Linked DNA regions of Homo sapiens: all the other regions are linked to region 3. Evidence: chromatin loops called from intact Hi-C (ENCODE). Cell type or tissue: dorsolateral prefrontal cortex. All regions are shown on one strand.

Evidence for each region. Hi-C counts contacts between places; a loop is a spot of excess contacts. Peaks named below come from ENCODE experiments on the same cell type or tissue, not always from the same donor. Only the 100,000 strongest peaks of a DNase experiment are listed, where the experiment ranks them.
Region 1: a loop joins it to region 3, with 7 times the contacts of the local background. A loop is called at or near these places in 5 of 110 quality-filtered maps.
Region 2: a loop joins it to region 3, with 4 times the contacts of the local background. A loop is called at or near these places in 7 of 110 quality-filtered maps.

The regions. Positions count from the first base shown.
Region 1 is chr3:186,207,880-186,212,879 of GRCh38, reverse strand. It overlaps DGKG (diacylglycerol kinase gamma), which reads left to right. Exons shown (of 25, transcript NM_001346.3): 21 at 995-1,085. Among named protein-coding and RNA genes, the nearest start is that of ETV5, 100 kb to the right of the region's middle. RefSeq lists an enhancer at 2,325-2,952. In dorsolateral prefrontal cortex, no CTCF peak of the experiment used is centred here; a DNase peak (open chromatin) is centred at 2,699; H3K4me3 peaks cover 1,479 bases; H3K27ac peaks cover 4,785 bases.
Region 2 is chr3:185,990,719-185,995,718 of GRCh38, reverse strand. No RefSeq gene overlaps it. Among named protein-coding and RNA genes, the nearest start is that of TRA2B, 55 kb to the right of the region's middle. In dorsolateral prefrontal cortex, no CTCF peak of the experiment used is centred here; DNase peaks (open chromatin) are centred at 2,418 and 3,168; H3K27ac peaks cover 1,829 bases.
Region 3 is chr3:186,043,292-186,048,291 of GRCh38, reverse strand. It overlaps ETV5 (ETS variant transcription factor 5), which reads left to right. Exons shown (of 13, transcript NM_004454.3): 13 at 1-1,978. Among named protein-coding and RNA genes, the nearest start is that of ETV5-AS1, 33 kb to the left of the region's middle. In dorsolateral prefrontal cortex, a CTCF peak has its summit at 3,090; DNase peaks (open chromatin) are centred at 3,091 and 3,602; H3K4me3 peaks cover 1,373 bases; H3K27ac peaks cover 2,787 bases.

The sequences.
Region 1 (5,000 bases), 160 kb before region 3:
CATCCTCTCTTCTGAGTGCCAAGAAGAATGTGATTTTGTTTAATCCTTCCTTAGCAAAATCTGTCAGCTCGTAAACTGGACAGGTGTCCCTTCTCTTAGCCAACCCCTGATAATGGGGTGACAGTTGGGGTGGAAGGAATGGAATACCTTCAGAAACACTTCCCAGTGAGACCATCTGATCAAAAGCACCAAGTGTCAGGACACACCATCTGACTTTGCAAAGCCCCCAGCTACACGGGAACCCCATTGATTGATTTTTTTTTTCTCTCAAGGAAAATGCTGAAAATTTTTAAAGCTCAAAGTAGTGAACTCTTACTTTGAAGCAAATATGACAAGTCTTGCCCTTAACTGAAGGATTGCCATGGCCTAAGCAAATACATTTGAGGAAGAGGGGAGGTGATTATTGCTACCAATCAACTCTTCTTTTTTTCCAACTTGCCTGCAAGTCTGTATCTAATTCTTGCCACTCTGCTTCCCCCAGTCAGAGCCTGGGCAATGCAGCACACATTTTAGCTGGGTTAGTGTGGGGCTATCCCTCCTCTGTCCTAAGACTGCACATCCCTCAAGTCTTAGAAGGATCTTCCCTTTACACCCCAAACATACCCAAAAGAGAGTTCTGCCTGAGTAATGGAAAGGACAGTGGCCAGAGCACTGTATTGATATTTGCCACCTCTGGCTTGACTTCTCGTAGAGCTCTTTCCTTAATGCAGCTACAGAGACCTTCTTCCTGTTCTGACCAGGAAACTCGGGGAGCAGTTGGTAGTTCACCCAGGGTTGCCGTGATGTCTAAGAAATAAGTGGATTTTCTCTAAGTTCCGAGCAAGAACAGTTGGTAAAAAATTTCTATTCCTTGATCATCTGATTAACAAGTGCTGAAAATGTAAGATTGGGGAAATTGCTGAAGGCTTGGGCCTCCCAATCCAAAGAACATAGCTATTTTACATGAGCATTTCAAGTATGGAATATTGAGACATCTCTCTGCTTTGTGGTCCAGGATGAAGAACAAGCTGTGGTACTTTGAATTTGGCACCTCGGAGACTTTTGCAGCGACCTGCAAGAAACTCCACGACCACATTGAGTTGGAGGTAAGTTCCCAAGTGGGGAGAAGGCTTCCTGGATCTTGGTTCTGCTCCTGGACTGTCACACATGCACAGGATGTATCCTCTTGGGACCTTAAGAGGTGACCCAGAGCGTAGTCTCTGTTGTTTCTCCATCCTGTTCCAAAACACCTCCATACGCTCACTCAGAAGGCTCCAGTGGCCTGTCTAGAGAATCCCTGGGGGGCTTTGGGACTCAGAGGCCCCGAGAGCCCAGAGCCACACTTCATTCCAGCCCTCAGCCCTCCTTCCACCGTGGCCTTGCGATTCCCTCTTTTCTGAGAGATAAAGTCTCCATTGCCGTCAGCACAGGGAGAGGGGCTGCTGTTGGAGAGACAATGTCCCAAGCCTGGTAAAAGTCTGGGAACTGGTGTTACAGGGCAGCAGGGGTGGGGAGTATAGGGGCTGCAGCCAGACATCCCCCAGCTGACCTGCCTTGATTTTCACATCTGCTTCAGCGAGCTGACTCACAGGTACCCAGGGTCAGTTTTGTGGGTGTGCAACCTGTGTGGTCACAAAATGTCCTTGTGCTTAGAAGGGCCCTTGATTTCATCCTATGCTGTCACTGTCTTGAAATCCTTGATAATTTTCTAACAAAGAAGCTGGCATTTTCATTTTGAACTAGGCCCCGCAAATTATGTAGCCAATCCTGTTGGTGCACTTGTGTTTCACTAACTCTTCCGGCACTTGTAGGGGCCTGCCTCAGACAGTCTGCCTGCTGGCTCCCCTCCCCTGGTTGATAAGCTGCCCACTTCCCACCCTCTCACCCCACGTTGGCTGGGCTTCGCTCCGGAAGCCCTCTCATTGATTGCCATGAGGACAGCTCCTTGGTGTCTGGCCACCTGAAAGCCCAAACTTCTATGCACACCTGCTCCGTGGGACTTTACGCCCATTGGTTCTCTTGCCCAGAGTTCTTGCTACCAGGCCTACCTTCCCGTGGGATTTAGGCCCGTAGTCTTCTTTTCACTTGAGGAAAATAAGTGGAAGAGGCAGCCAGAGAGTTCAGCCAGGGTGGGCTCCTCTTGGCCCACCAGCTTGGCCTCTAAGCCCGCACTGCAGTCCAGTGGGGCCTGGGCCTCCCTGGAGGAGGCACCTGTGGCCTGGAGTGGTGTAGGAAAGCCCTGCCCCTCCCTGCCGGAAGGGCCCCTGTGCTCCTCACTCACAGGGAGTTTTCACAAACAAAACACGAAGCCAGAGGTTCTGTGCGGCTGCATTTGACTCATCTGCCTGCCTCTCCTCTTCGGTTGCTGGGTTACCAACGCCAGGGTGGGAGGCGCCGATCTGGCTAATCCCCTGAACTTTTGGCCAGCTTGGTAAGAGGGCAGAGAGGCCAGGCGCCAGGTTGTGTGTCCCCAGGTGGCACACAGGGAGTCTGAGAAGCCGGTCCTCCTCTCTTGACGTGTGAACGCAGTGCTGGGAGCTGAGGAAGGAGGAGAGGCCTTGGCAGGGGAACCGAGTGTGGCTAACAGGGATATGTGTGCATTTTTTCCCCTTGGCACAGCCGTCTGGTGAGGTCTCTTTAAATATACCACAAGTGAGGGACAGCCCTGGCCTAACCACAGCCAGCTGCAGGCGCACAGCGACTGCTTGTTCTCCCTGCAGCTGGCCTTGAAATTGTGCCCAGAATACAGCAACTCAGCTCCCCTGCCTCTGGCCTGCCCTCCCGGCTCCAGGCCCCACAGTCCCCTCTGGGTTTGAGAGACAGAGGCTCTTCCTCAACCGCAGAGGGGGCCTCGTTGCTAAAGACACTGGTGGCCTCTGGAGGGGGTGGGGTTGTTCACTGGTCTGGAGGGAGGGTGTTGTTGGGAGCTTTCAGAAGCACTTCCTGTTTTCCTTATCTCTCCATAATGAGTCTTTTTAGTATTTATTCATGAGGATTAGCTGGGGGAGTGGGGCTGAGCGTGTCATGTGATGGGCAGCTTCTGACAGCCCTCAGGATTGGGGCAGGCACCATTTCTGTATCCAGAGAATAGCGGTGAATGGTCCTGTGCCTTGTGATCTAGAGGGGGACTAAGAGAGACGGACAGGGCGAGGCATGGGGGTAACAGGTGTAAGGAGACCGCAGAGCCTTGCAGGGAGATGGGAGAGTGTCAGGGGCCTCAGGAAGAGCTGGTAAGAGCAGCTATGCTAAGGGACCTTCTAAACGTGGTTGCTGCAGACAACAGGCCAGGCCTTTGAGAACCAGCACACGACCCACCAGCCCCAGGCCAGCAAATAACCCCACTGAGGCATTGCTACTACATTTCGCCATCTTCAGTTCCCCACCATAGCCTTTATTTCAAAGTCACACAACCAACCCTGTGAGCTAAGTAGTCCAGAGATTATTATCCCCATTTTATGGGGAAGCAAGCTGAGGCACAGAGATTTAGAAGGGTAAACTAGGCCAGGTGCAGTGGCTCACACTTGTAATCCCAGCACTTTGGGAAGCCGAGGCGGGTGGATCACCAGCGGTCAGGAGTTCGAGACCAGCTTGGCCAACATGGTGAAACACTGTTTCTACTAAAAGTACAAAAATTAGCCAGGTGTGGGTGGTGGGCGCCTGTAGTCCCAGCTACTCCGGAGGCTGAGACAGGAGAATCGCTTGAACCCAGGAGGCAGAGGCTGCAGTGAGCTGAGATGGTGCCACTGCACTCCAGCCTGCGCAAGACAGAGAAAGACGCCGTCTTAAAAAAAAAAAAAAAAAAAAAAAGAAGAGTAAACTGAAGGGAGAGAAAAGTCCAGTGGGACAGGAAAAAGTCACGTGCTTTGACTGCCGACCATAACATGTCCTAATATGCTATGACAACGCAGCAAGGCAACTATTATCACATTTTAAAAATGAGGCTTAGGTACATTCAGTGTCTCAACCAAAACTTCATTGCTGAAAACTGATAAGAGAGAAGATTCCAGGTCTTTTAGAGTGAATTTAGCTTGGAACCCAATAAACAGAGATTTACCTAACAGGTGCTAGAAGCAGTAAAGTCTTCAGCAGGAGGCACTGTTTCTTCTTCCTTAATATGCTGATTTCCTCTCAGCTCATGCAGCTGGGCAGGTGTGCTGAGAAATGCTTTGCAAAGAACAGAAGACTCAGTCCTACTTCTCATTTGAGGAAGGAATAGATTCAGGCTGGATCATAGGAGAGAGAGTCAGAGAGGAGGAAAACTGCGTTAAAGTTTGCAAAAGGTCTTCCCACACAGCATCTCATTTATTTTGATGCACAGAACAGGCAGGGCCAATATTAATGTCCTCACTTTACGGTTGAGGGAACTTAGGTTGACAGGTTCAGTGACCAGAGGAAGGGCACAGCTGTAAGGAACTTAGGGAAACAGTGAAGTCTATTTAGGTTCTTCCTTTTTTTTTTCTTCTTTTTTTTTTTTGCCAATCTGGTAAAAAGTTGGATGGTGAAACTTAAAGCTCAAATGAGAGACTGCAGGGAAGGTTTCCATTAAAAGCCATTCGCGTGGCGAGGCGCGGTGGCTCACGCTTGTAATCCCAGCACATTGAGAAGCCAAGGTGGGTGGATCACCTGAGGTCAGGAGTTTGAGACCAGCCTGGCCAACATGGTGGAACCCCGTCTCTACTAAAAATACAAAAATTAGCCGGGTGTGGTGGTGCAGGCCTGTCATACCAGCTACTTGGGAGGCTGAGGCAGGAGGATGGCTTCAGCCTGGGAGGCAGAGGTTGCAGTGGGCCAAGATTGCACCACTGCACTCCAGCCTGGGGAACAGAGCAAGACTCTGTCTCAAAAAAAAGAAAAAAAAGAAAGAAAGAAAAAAAGCCATTCAGGCGATATACAGGCGATTTCTCTGAGGCTAGTGGCTGTTTGAGAAGGAATAGGAGACTTGGTCTCATCTCTGAAACGAAGCTTGTGGCCAACTGGGCCAACTGGACAAAAGAGAAACTGAAGGGAGTCCACAGAACACA
Region 2 (5,000 bases), 53 kb after region 3:
TGGAAGGGAGTGCTGGGGCTGTTCTTTCAGGGGAGAGATGTTTAACTGATTGTTTTTTGAGAGAGAGGTTCATGCTTTGTCCTTGGACAGCATTGCAGCATTGCAGAGCCCTGAGTTGCTTTAATTTTGACTCCGCTACCAAGAGGTGAGTCAGCTTAATGATATCAATGTAAGAACAGAGATGACGAAAGAAGAAGTGATTAACCTACAGCAGTCTTGCTGGTTAATATTAGAGCTGACCAATTCCTGAGGCCCTCTGTCTCCCAGTTCTGCAGATGCCGCTGTTAATAGGAGATCATCAGAATCTAGCTAAAAAGTATGCTAATCACATCACCCTAAGTTACTCTGGAGACATTTAGACCCTTCATAACCTAGACCCTTCCTCTCTCCAGCCCCATCTCTCATCATGATTCATCTCTCAAATAATATTCCAGTGATAACCTTTTTGGAGCTGATCATTTAAAGCAAGCTACATCCCTCCTCTATGCCTTTGTTTACACTGTTCCTTTGCCCAGATTGTCTTTCAACCTGTATCCTATTCCTATCTCTATTTATCCAAAACCCTCTCATCTTTCAAAGCCCAGCTCATATATCATCTTCTCTATCAATATCTCTATCTTTCTTCAACTGATCCCCTTCCCTATACCACCATAATCTTTCAGTTCTGAATGCTAATGGTAGCTTGAGGCTATATTGGTTATACTCACTGCCTTTGTCCATCGTAACTCCTGTACAACTTTAATATTCAGTTCAGTTTTCACCTCCTCCAAGAAACCTACCCTGTTGCTCCCAGGCTTAGCTGAGAACCCCATCAAGCTTCATGCCTTGTGTGTGTCTGTGTGTGTGTGTATCTTCCTCACTAAGCCGTAAGGACCTCCATGGCAGGGACAGAGTCACAATTATGCATATCTCTCCAGAACTTAACATAATGGGGATAACTCTTGGGAGCTTAATTGAGCCAAAAATCCTTGCCACTTGGGACATCTCCTCAGAGATGACATTTGCAGGGAGCAGTTACCTGTGGCCAACAAGGAGATGTTTACCCAGTACCCATTACCCAGTGCACTGCATTATTCTGGAGATTAAAGAAAGCAAGCCTGAGGCCGAGCATGGTGGCTCACGCTTGTAATCCCAGCATTTTGGGAGGCCGAGGCGGGTGGATCACCTGAGGTCAGGAGTTCGAGACCAGCCTGACCAATATGGTGAAACCCCGTCTCTACTAAAAATACAAAAATTAGCCAGGTATGGTGGTGCGCGCCTGTAATCCCAGCTACTCAGGAGGCTGAGGCAGAAGAATTGCTTGAACCAGGGAGGCGGAGGTTACAGTGAGCCGAGATTGCGCCACTGCACTCCAGCCTAGGCGACAGAGCCATACTTTCTCTCAAAAAAAAAAAGAAAAGAAAAAGAAAAGAAAAGAAAGCGAGCCTGGGCAACATGGTGAAACCCCTTCTTTACTAAAAGTAAATAAAATTAGCCAGCCAAGTGTGGTGGTGTGCGCCTGCGGTCCCAGCTACTCCAGAGGCTGAGGTGGGAGGATCGCTTGAGCCTGGGAGGTGGAGGTTGCAGTAAGCTGAGATTGCACCAATGTACTCCAGCCTGGGCAACAGAGAGAGACCCTGTCTCAAAAAAAAATAAAAAATAAAAATAAAGAAAGCAGAACCAGTCAGCCTAACACAGCCAAAGACTGAGTTTACTGCTGTGGTTTCTCCCTGGTATCAAGGGAGATTGTCCCATCTGCTTTCAAAAATTCAAATAAAGTAACAGACACTGAACAAGGCACTCGATGTGGTGTAGAAGACACATAATTATAAATAAGGCATTGTTCTGTCCCCAAGGTCCCCTCGTGGCAGACACAAAAGAGTGCAGTACACAAGTCCCATGGATGAGCTTGAGGCATCAGCTTTGCTTTGAAGAGTTAAGAGAAGCCTCACAGAAGAAGCGATATTTGACCTGGGTCCTCGAGGATGAGGAGGAATCTACTAGGCAAAGATGGGAACTAGGGGAGGACAATCTAGGCTGAGGGACCAGTCCGTGCAAAGGCTCACAGGCTGGCATGGACATGGCACGTCTGGGGGATGGCACATGTCTAGCTCGTAGGTGCCAGAGTCTTCGTGGAAGGTGAAGGAAGAAACGGGGGCAGAAGTGGAGCTTGGGACCTGCTTGTGGGGAGCCTTGAGCATTGTGTTAAAGATGAGGCTCTTATTTGACAAGCACTGGGGAGGCTTGAATGCTTCTAAGCATAAGAATAAAAACTGGCAGCAGTGCTCAGGACAGACAAGAGGGGCAAGAAGGCGTATCAGAGAGTATTGCTATAGTTGGTGAGAATGATAAGGATTAGGACAGAGTGCTGTGCTAGAGGAGAGGACGGCGCATGGCTTGAGAGATGTTGTGGGGGTGGAACCGCAAGGAGCCAAGCCTGTTCGGCATCCCGAATCCTTCCAGCACTACCCACATGGCCCCTATTCCCCCGCTCCCCAGCACATCCTTCTTCCCTCCTTGGCTGTTAAACCCTAAGGCAAGGAGATTCCAAATGCTGACTACATCTTCCTTGGCCCATCTCAGCTTTTGGCAAATAAATTGGTGCCATTCCCCAGAAAGCTTTTCTTGAACTTCATAAAGTTAGCAAAGAGGAGAAGTGTTAACAGTATGATCTGTTGAGTACCAAATTCTAATCCCAGCCCTAACACTAACCTAGCTTTTTCACTCCCTGAAATCCTGCCAAAATCAAAAGAGAAGGTCTGTGCCAGACACAAGTAATTTCAGCTGAACAAGCACTCCGAGGGTCACAGAGTGCTGTTTTGCTCGAAAAATGTTCTGCTGCTTCGGAACTGGCTTTGGGCTGCTGGTGGTGGCTCATGTGGATGACACAGTCAGAGGAGCATGGAAAGTATTTTTCTTTGGTAAACAAATATTTCAGTGTTGATGCTGAATTAAATCAGAAGCTCCAAGAATACAGGTGTCATTCATTTATTAACAGAATAGAAGAAGAGAGAAGGCATGATTCTGGACTGGCTCCTTCTAATGAGAACCAAAACTGATTCATCCCCAGCAGCTAGAGAAAAACCAAGCTTTGGGGAAGACAGGCAACACACATTCTTCAATGTCTATTATGCATCTAATTCTTTTAAAACACTATTGTTGGCGGGGCGCGGTGGCTTACGCCTGTAATCCCAGTACTTGGGAAGCTGAGGCGGGCGGATCTCTTGAGGCCAGGAGTTTGAGACCAGCCTGGCTAACATGGTGAAGCCTCGTGTCTACTAAAAATACAAAAATTAGTCAGGCATGGTGGCTCCTATCTGTAATCCCAGCTACTCAGGAGGCTGAGGCAAGGGAATCACTTGAACCCAGGAGGCAGAGGCTGCAGTGAGCCAAGATCGCACCATTGCACTCCAGTCTGGGCAACAGAGTGAGACTCTGTCTCAAAAAACAAAAAAATTCATTAAATTCCCAAAATGTTTCTATAAAGCAGCTGGTATTATGCCCATTGCCCAGATGATGAAGTTGAGGTATAGAAAGATAGTCCCATGCCCAGTGGAATGTGTAAGCAAACTTTGCTGTAGTGAAGTTCAGACTGTATAACAACATTCTTATTTTGAGAAGCCAGAGGAAAAAAATGATGTTGATTCCTGTAAATTTGTATGGGACTGCAGTTTTCCAAGCACACTCACATGCATTATTTTCACATCATACTCAGAATGGCTGTGTGAGGAGAATAGTAATATTCCCATTGCAGAGATGGAAGAATTGAGAGTCAGGGAGAAGAAAGGATTTGGCAGCCAGAAACAAGATTTGAACATCGAACTGAGTCCAGACCCAGTGCCTTTTCCATGGAAGAAGGCTCTGTTTTTATATGTAAATAAAACCTTCTATAGCGTTTGATAAGAAAGAGAAGGGCATTCTCAGGGGAGAGGGGATCAGGAGTAAAAAGGTCTTTGGGGAGAACTTAGGATGTATGATTTAGAGTCTGAGGTCCACACGGCCAGGTTACACTGATACACAATGGTGTCATCATCACATGCCAGCCTGGAAGCCATGCCACCTGGACTTGAACCCAGATTCTGCCTTTTAGCACTCATGCCTCGGTTTCCCCTTCTGTCAGTGGTGCTAATCATAGTACCTGTACCTCCTTCATAGAGAATGTTGTGAAGAGTTAACATAAGAAAAGTACTTAGAAGAGGGCCTGTTATTTAAGATAAATAAGCTTAATGAAGATGTGCTATTATTACTATCATTGTTACTACTACCTCTTCCACTAGAGGGTCCTGGGAATGAGGCTTGGTTGACAAGGAAGGCCTTAGAATCTCAGGTTACAAAGTTTGAACCCAAAGGAACAAAAGTAAGAGAAGGTCAATTTTAGTTGAAACAGGATAAAAGTGTTTAGGACAATGAAACCAGTAGGAGTGTGTAGGCCTCCCCAACACGTCTCTCCATCTGGATTACGGTCCCAGCTAAGGGCTTCCTCCATCATCACACTCACCCCAAGACACTGTAGTTGCCTGTCAATTACCTGCCTCCCCAGCTGGACCATGTCTGTGTTACGGGTGCATCTAGTGTCTAGCGCAGTGTCTGGCACTAAGTGCTCCACAGATGCTCTTCTGATGAATGAAGGAATAGATGAATGGAGTAGAATGATAGTTTAGAAAAGGAAGAGTCTATGGGGATACCAGCCCAGGGGCAGGCTCTGGGCTAGGATGAAGATAGAGGGAGTGAGAGAAAAGTAAGAAATGCAAGAGGCATTTGGAAGAAAGGACAAATAGGAATTTGTGAATGACAGACTATGGGAGTTAATGGGAAAGGAAGAGTCGTTGACTGCAAGCCTGGGCTCCTGGATGCTGGCAGTGGCCCTGTTAAAGATGAGAAGAAAGAAAGAAGTTGGTTTGAGGGAGGAGATTTGCCCTTGACTTTACCCTTGTTGAGCTTTATAGAAGTTACTGGTGGTAGCTCACGTCTGTAATCCCAGCACTTTGGGAGGCCGAGGTGGGTGGATCACTTGAGGTCAG
Region 3 (5,000 bases):
TCTGCATCGATCATGGACTACTAAATGCCTTTACATAGAAGGGCTCTGATTTGCACAATTTGTTGAAAAATCACAAACCCATAGAAAAGTAAGTAGGCTAAGTTGGGGAGGCTCAAACCATTAAGGGTTAAAAATACATCTTAAACATTGGAAAGCTCTTCTAGCTGAATCTGAAATATTACCCCTTGTCTAGAAAAAGGGGGGCAGTCAGAACAGCTGTTCCCCACTCCGTGGTTCTCAAAATCATAAACCATGGCTACTCTTGGGAACCACCCGGCCATGTGGTCGCCAAGTAGAGCAAGCCCCCTTTCTCTTCCCAATCACGTGGCTGAGTGTGGATGACTTTTATTTTAGGAGAAGGGCGATTAACACTTTTGACAGTATTTTGTTTTGCCCTGATTTGGGGGATTGTTTTGTTTTGGTGGTTGTTTTGGAAAAACAGTTTATAAACTGATTTTTGTAGTTTTGGTATTTAAAGCAAAAAAACGAAAAACAAAAAACAAAAACAAACCTTTTGGTAACTGTGCACTGTGTCCTTTAGCCAGGGCCGTGCCAACTTATGAAGACACTGCAGCTTGAGAGGGGCTTTGCTGAGGCTTCCCCTTGGCCATGTGAAAGCCCGCCTTGTTGCCTGCTTTGTGCTTTCTGCACCAGACAACCTGATGGAACATTTGCACCTGAGTTGTACATTTTTGAAGTGTGCAGGGCAGCCTGGACACAAGCTTAGATTCTCTATGTATAGTTCCCCGTGTTCACTAACATGCCCTCTCTGGAAAGCATATGTATATAACATGTGTCATGTCCTTTGGAAACCTGGTCACCTGGTGAAAACCCTTGGGATTCTTCCCTGGGCATGACTGATGACAATTTCCATTTCATCAGTTTGTTTTGTTTTCCTTTTTCTTTAAATCTTGGACTTTAAACCCTACCTGTGTGATTCAGTAGGGTTTGAGACTTACGTGTGATACTGACAGGTAAGCAACAGTGCTAGCATTCTAGATTCCTGCCTTTTTTTAAAAAGAAATTATTCTCATTGCTGTATTATATTGGAAAAGTTTTAAACAACCAAGCTAAAGCTATGTGAAAGTTGAGCTCAAAGTAGAGGAAAAGTTACTGGTGGTACCTTGCTGCCTGCTCTGCTGGTAGAATTCTGTGCTCCCCGTGACACTTAGTACATTAAGAATGACTACACTGTTCCTCGTATGTGAAGGAGGCAGTGCTGACTCCGTGAGTGTGAGACACGTGCTTTGAACTGCTTTTCTATTCATGGAGCACTCCATAGTCTCAAACTGTCCCCCTTATGACCAACAGCACATTTGTGAAGAGGTTCGCAGGGATAAGGGGTGCACTTTATAGCTATGGAAACATGAGATTCTCCTCTATTGGAAGCTAATTAGCCCACAAAGGTGGTAAACCTGTAGATTGGGCCTTAATTAGCATTGTACTCTAATCAAAGGACTCTTTCTAAACCATATTTATAGCTTTCTTAACCTACACATAGTCTATACATAGATGCATATTTTACCCCCAGCTGGCTAGAGATTTATTTGTTGTAAATGCTGTATAGATTTGGTTTTCCTTTCTTTACTTACCCTGGTTTGGATTTTTTTTTTTTTTCTTTTGAATGGATTTATGCTGTCTTAGCAATATGACAATAATCCTCTGTAGCTTGAGCTACCCCTCCCCTGCTGTAACTTACGTGACCTGTGCTGTCACTGGGCATAGGACAGCGGCATCACGGTTGCATTCCCATTGGACTCATGCACCTCCCGGATGGTTTTTGTTTTTTTCGGGGGTTCTTTGGGGTTTGTTTGTTTGCTTCTTTTCCAGAGTGTGGAAAGTCTACAGTGCAGAAAGGCTTGAACCTGCCAGCTGATTTGAAATACTTTCCCCTGCGCAGGGCCGTATGCATCCTGCCAAGCTGCGTTATATTCTGTACTGTGTACAATAAAGAAGTTTGCTTTTCGTTTACCAAGCACCCGAACCTGCCTCTTTCTTGCCCTCATTGGTCTAATTTTAAAGCAGGCAAAAGCCCCCTGGCTTTCTCTCCGCCCCCGCCCTAGCCCTCTCAACAATTTAGCCTTACCAATGGACAGTGGCATCGAGGGTAGTTAGGGAACTCTGTTACCTGGAAATAGATGTGCACAGCTCCTCTTAAACTCCAGCTAAAAATTTAATCCAAAGAGGTGGAAAGTCGAGAGATCCTCTTCCCAGCCAATGGTGAGCTGAGATCACCTCATCCCCTTGAGCCCACCAAGCCACCAATTCTTAGTAACTCTTTTTTTAAGTGTAGCCCATGTTTCGCTTTGGGTTGTGTGAAAAGATTACAAAGCAGTCTAGGACTTTCGAGTCCCAGAATTATCCTCAGCCCCTTATGTGGATACTTTGAAAACCAGTAAGAACTTAAGACCATTCATTTTCTAATTTTTCCCCAATAAGTTTTGCTCTTGACAAGTGAAAAATCAATTAATGGTTGATAAATAACGAAAAAAGCTCAGGAAGGTTTTGCCCACTATGTTTTTTTCTGGCCGTGCAGCAGTAAAAACCTCCTCCTCCAAGTTTGTCTCTTTCTCGTGAATATGTATCACTCGGGAAATACGTGGAAGGAAATAAAGTTCGCCGGGTTGTATTGCGGTGTTATTACGGTTATTACGGTTTCTAGTGCTCTTATTTCACCCTTTTTCTGCACCTCTAATTTGGCCTTCTCAAGACTCCTATTACAGTGGAGAAATAAAGTAGAGCCTTTTTTCAAGCCTAGAACAGAAGGCTTTCTGTCAGTTTATCTGCTATCTTTCTTTACTGTTTTACAAGCCTCTAAGTGTAGAAACATCGAGACTGAATGAGTGCACCGCCTCTTGAATTGGAGCTTGTGAGGAATGAATGTCTGCCACATAAACCCCATTAGCTTCGACAGATTAAGAAAAGATGCTTGGGGAGAAGGGGCAAGGGTGCGCAGGAAAAAGCCGTCTCTGCCTCTCAGCTTCACCATGATAAGGCTTTAACAATCCGCTCCCCATTATTCACGGGCTCGTTATCCAGCCTGGGCCCGGACCCAGATCGTTAACCTAACGCAGGAGGTCACCAAACACTGCCGCCCTTCTAGTGTTGGGCGCTAGGATAAGGAAGCTCAGAGAATGGGAAGTTTACTCTGCATCAGGGTCCCCTTTCATGAGCCAAGCCAGGGAAACAATGCGTATTCAGTTGTTAGATGACAAAGAGGTAGTGTGAGCGCAGAAGAATGTGGTTTTGAGAGCCAGAGTATGTGCAGAATCTAAATTCTAATGCAGCTGGGACAAATGTAAACTAATGTGGAAGAAAAACACTAATGTACCCAGACGGTTGGAAACTTTGGAGAGACCGTTCATTGCCCAGCGGTGCAGGTGGCTGCTACTCAATGTGTGGCCTCTGAAATACAAGAGAAAGGAAAAAAGTCCAGAAGATCATCAGTTTAATACAAATGCATAGTGTAAGTATTGTTTAGTACAAATACATAGTGTAAGTATTCTATTCAACATAAGTGTATTGTACTTAAAATAGGGGGAGGGTGTGAGGGTGGTACCAGGCGAGCGGCTATGTCCTTTTGATCCCGGCAAGTACACTGGTGTCCCATTCAGAAGGGGCCCTTTGAATGACCAGCCTTAGCTCCTCCAACTTTAAGAGCTGGCTCTACACCCAAGCCTGGGTTTGTTGACCTTGGCAGTGAACCTCAGGTAACCTTTGGGTAGCACTTTACACAGCACTTTTTCATCTCCATTATCTTTTTGGCAGGCTTTCTGAAATGGTAATACTGTTGAAATTGAGTCTGAAAATACCATGGCTGTTAGCCTCCAAAATTAATTTCTTTTTTGGAATTTTCACAGTGGCTACTGTGGAAAGAGGACTAGTCCCTTGGAGCCTAGACATTTGGGTTCTGGCCCCAGGTCAGTGGTTGATTGGGTTTAACTAAATGGTCTCAGGGGACCATCTGGCCTAACCTCCTAGGTTCATTGAGGGCACTGATGAAGTACTACTCCCCGATCTCATAGGCAGTAAGGGAGAAAGAAAGGAGTTTCCTAGGGGAGTCAAGGAATGTGTGTGCGTGTGTAGGAGAGTTAACAGTTAAGAACATCATTCTCAAGTCACCATTTTTAAGCAAGCTCTGAAGATGGCTCAGTTCCACCATTAATGGCACATTTCTTCTTTTTCAATCATCCACTGAGCACCTGCTAGGTGCCAGGCACTGCTGGATGCTAAACATAAATGATTTAGGTGGCATTTTCAAGCTAAAGCCCTGTTTGTGGTATAGTAATTGTGTGACAACCTCTTACATGTTTAAGTGCTATACTTTCCAGGTAATACTTAAACACCACTGACACCATCTTATCCAGACTATGTTGACCAGAAGCTGGGGAGGCTGGGGCATTTATCCTCCAACTCCTGCCCTTATTGGTTGAAGGTTATCCCCAGAGATGTTAACTCTTCAATATATATCCTATCAGGAAGAGAAGAGTGTAGATGCAGATAATCAGTGTGCTAGGAACTGTTTTCAGATGCAGTTAGCTTAGGGGGTTGAGGGCACATGGAGCTGGCATCAGTGATGTCTGTGACACCTACCTTTAACAATTAGCCGGACTCTCCTGGATGACCTGTTTCCTAGAGTGAAACAAGGGTGAGTCTGTGCTTTCATCATTGAGTTATCATGTACCAATCATCGATGATGTGTAAGACACTATAATAGACACTTTGCAGGTGAAGATAAGGGAGTCACAAGCCCACCCTCTCCTTCAGCACCCAACAATCTAGTGGGGGAAACATTTCTCCAGGTGAAACTAGAATGCAAGGTATAATATACTGAGTATTACTCATCCAATAAATAGTGCCTAGTCTATGCCAGGTACTGCTGTAGGATTCGTGGAGGGAAATAAATCTCTGCTCTCAAGGATCTTACATCTGGGCAAGGGAGGAAAAAAACAAATGATAGAATTTGTTAGGTGTTAAGTACTATGGGATCAGGGAAGGGA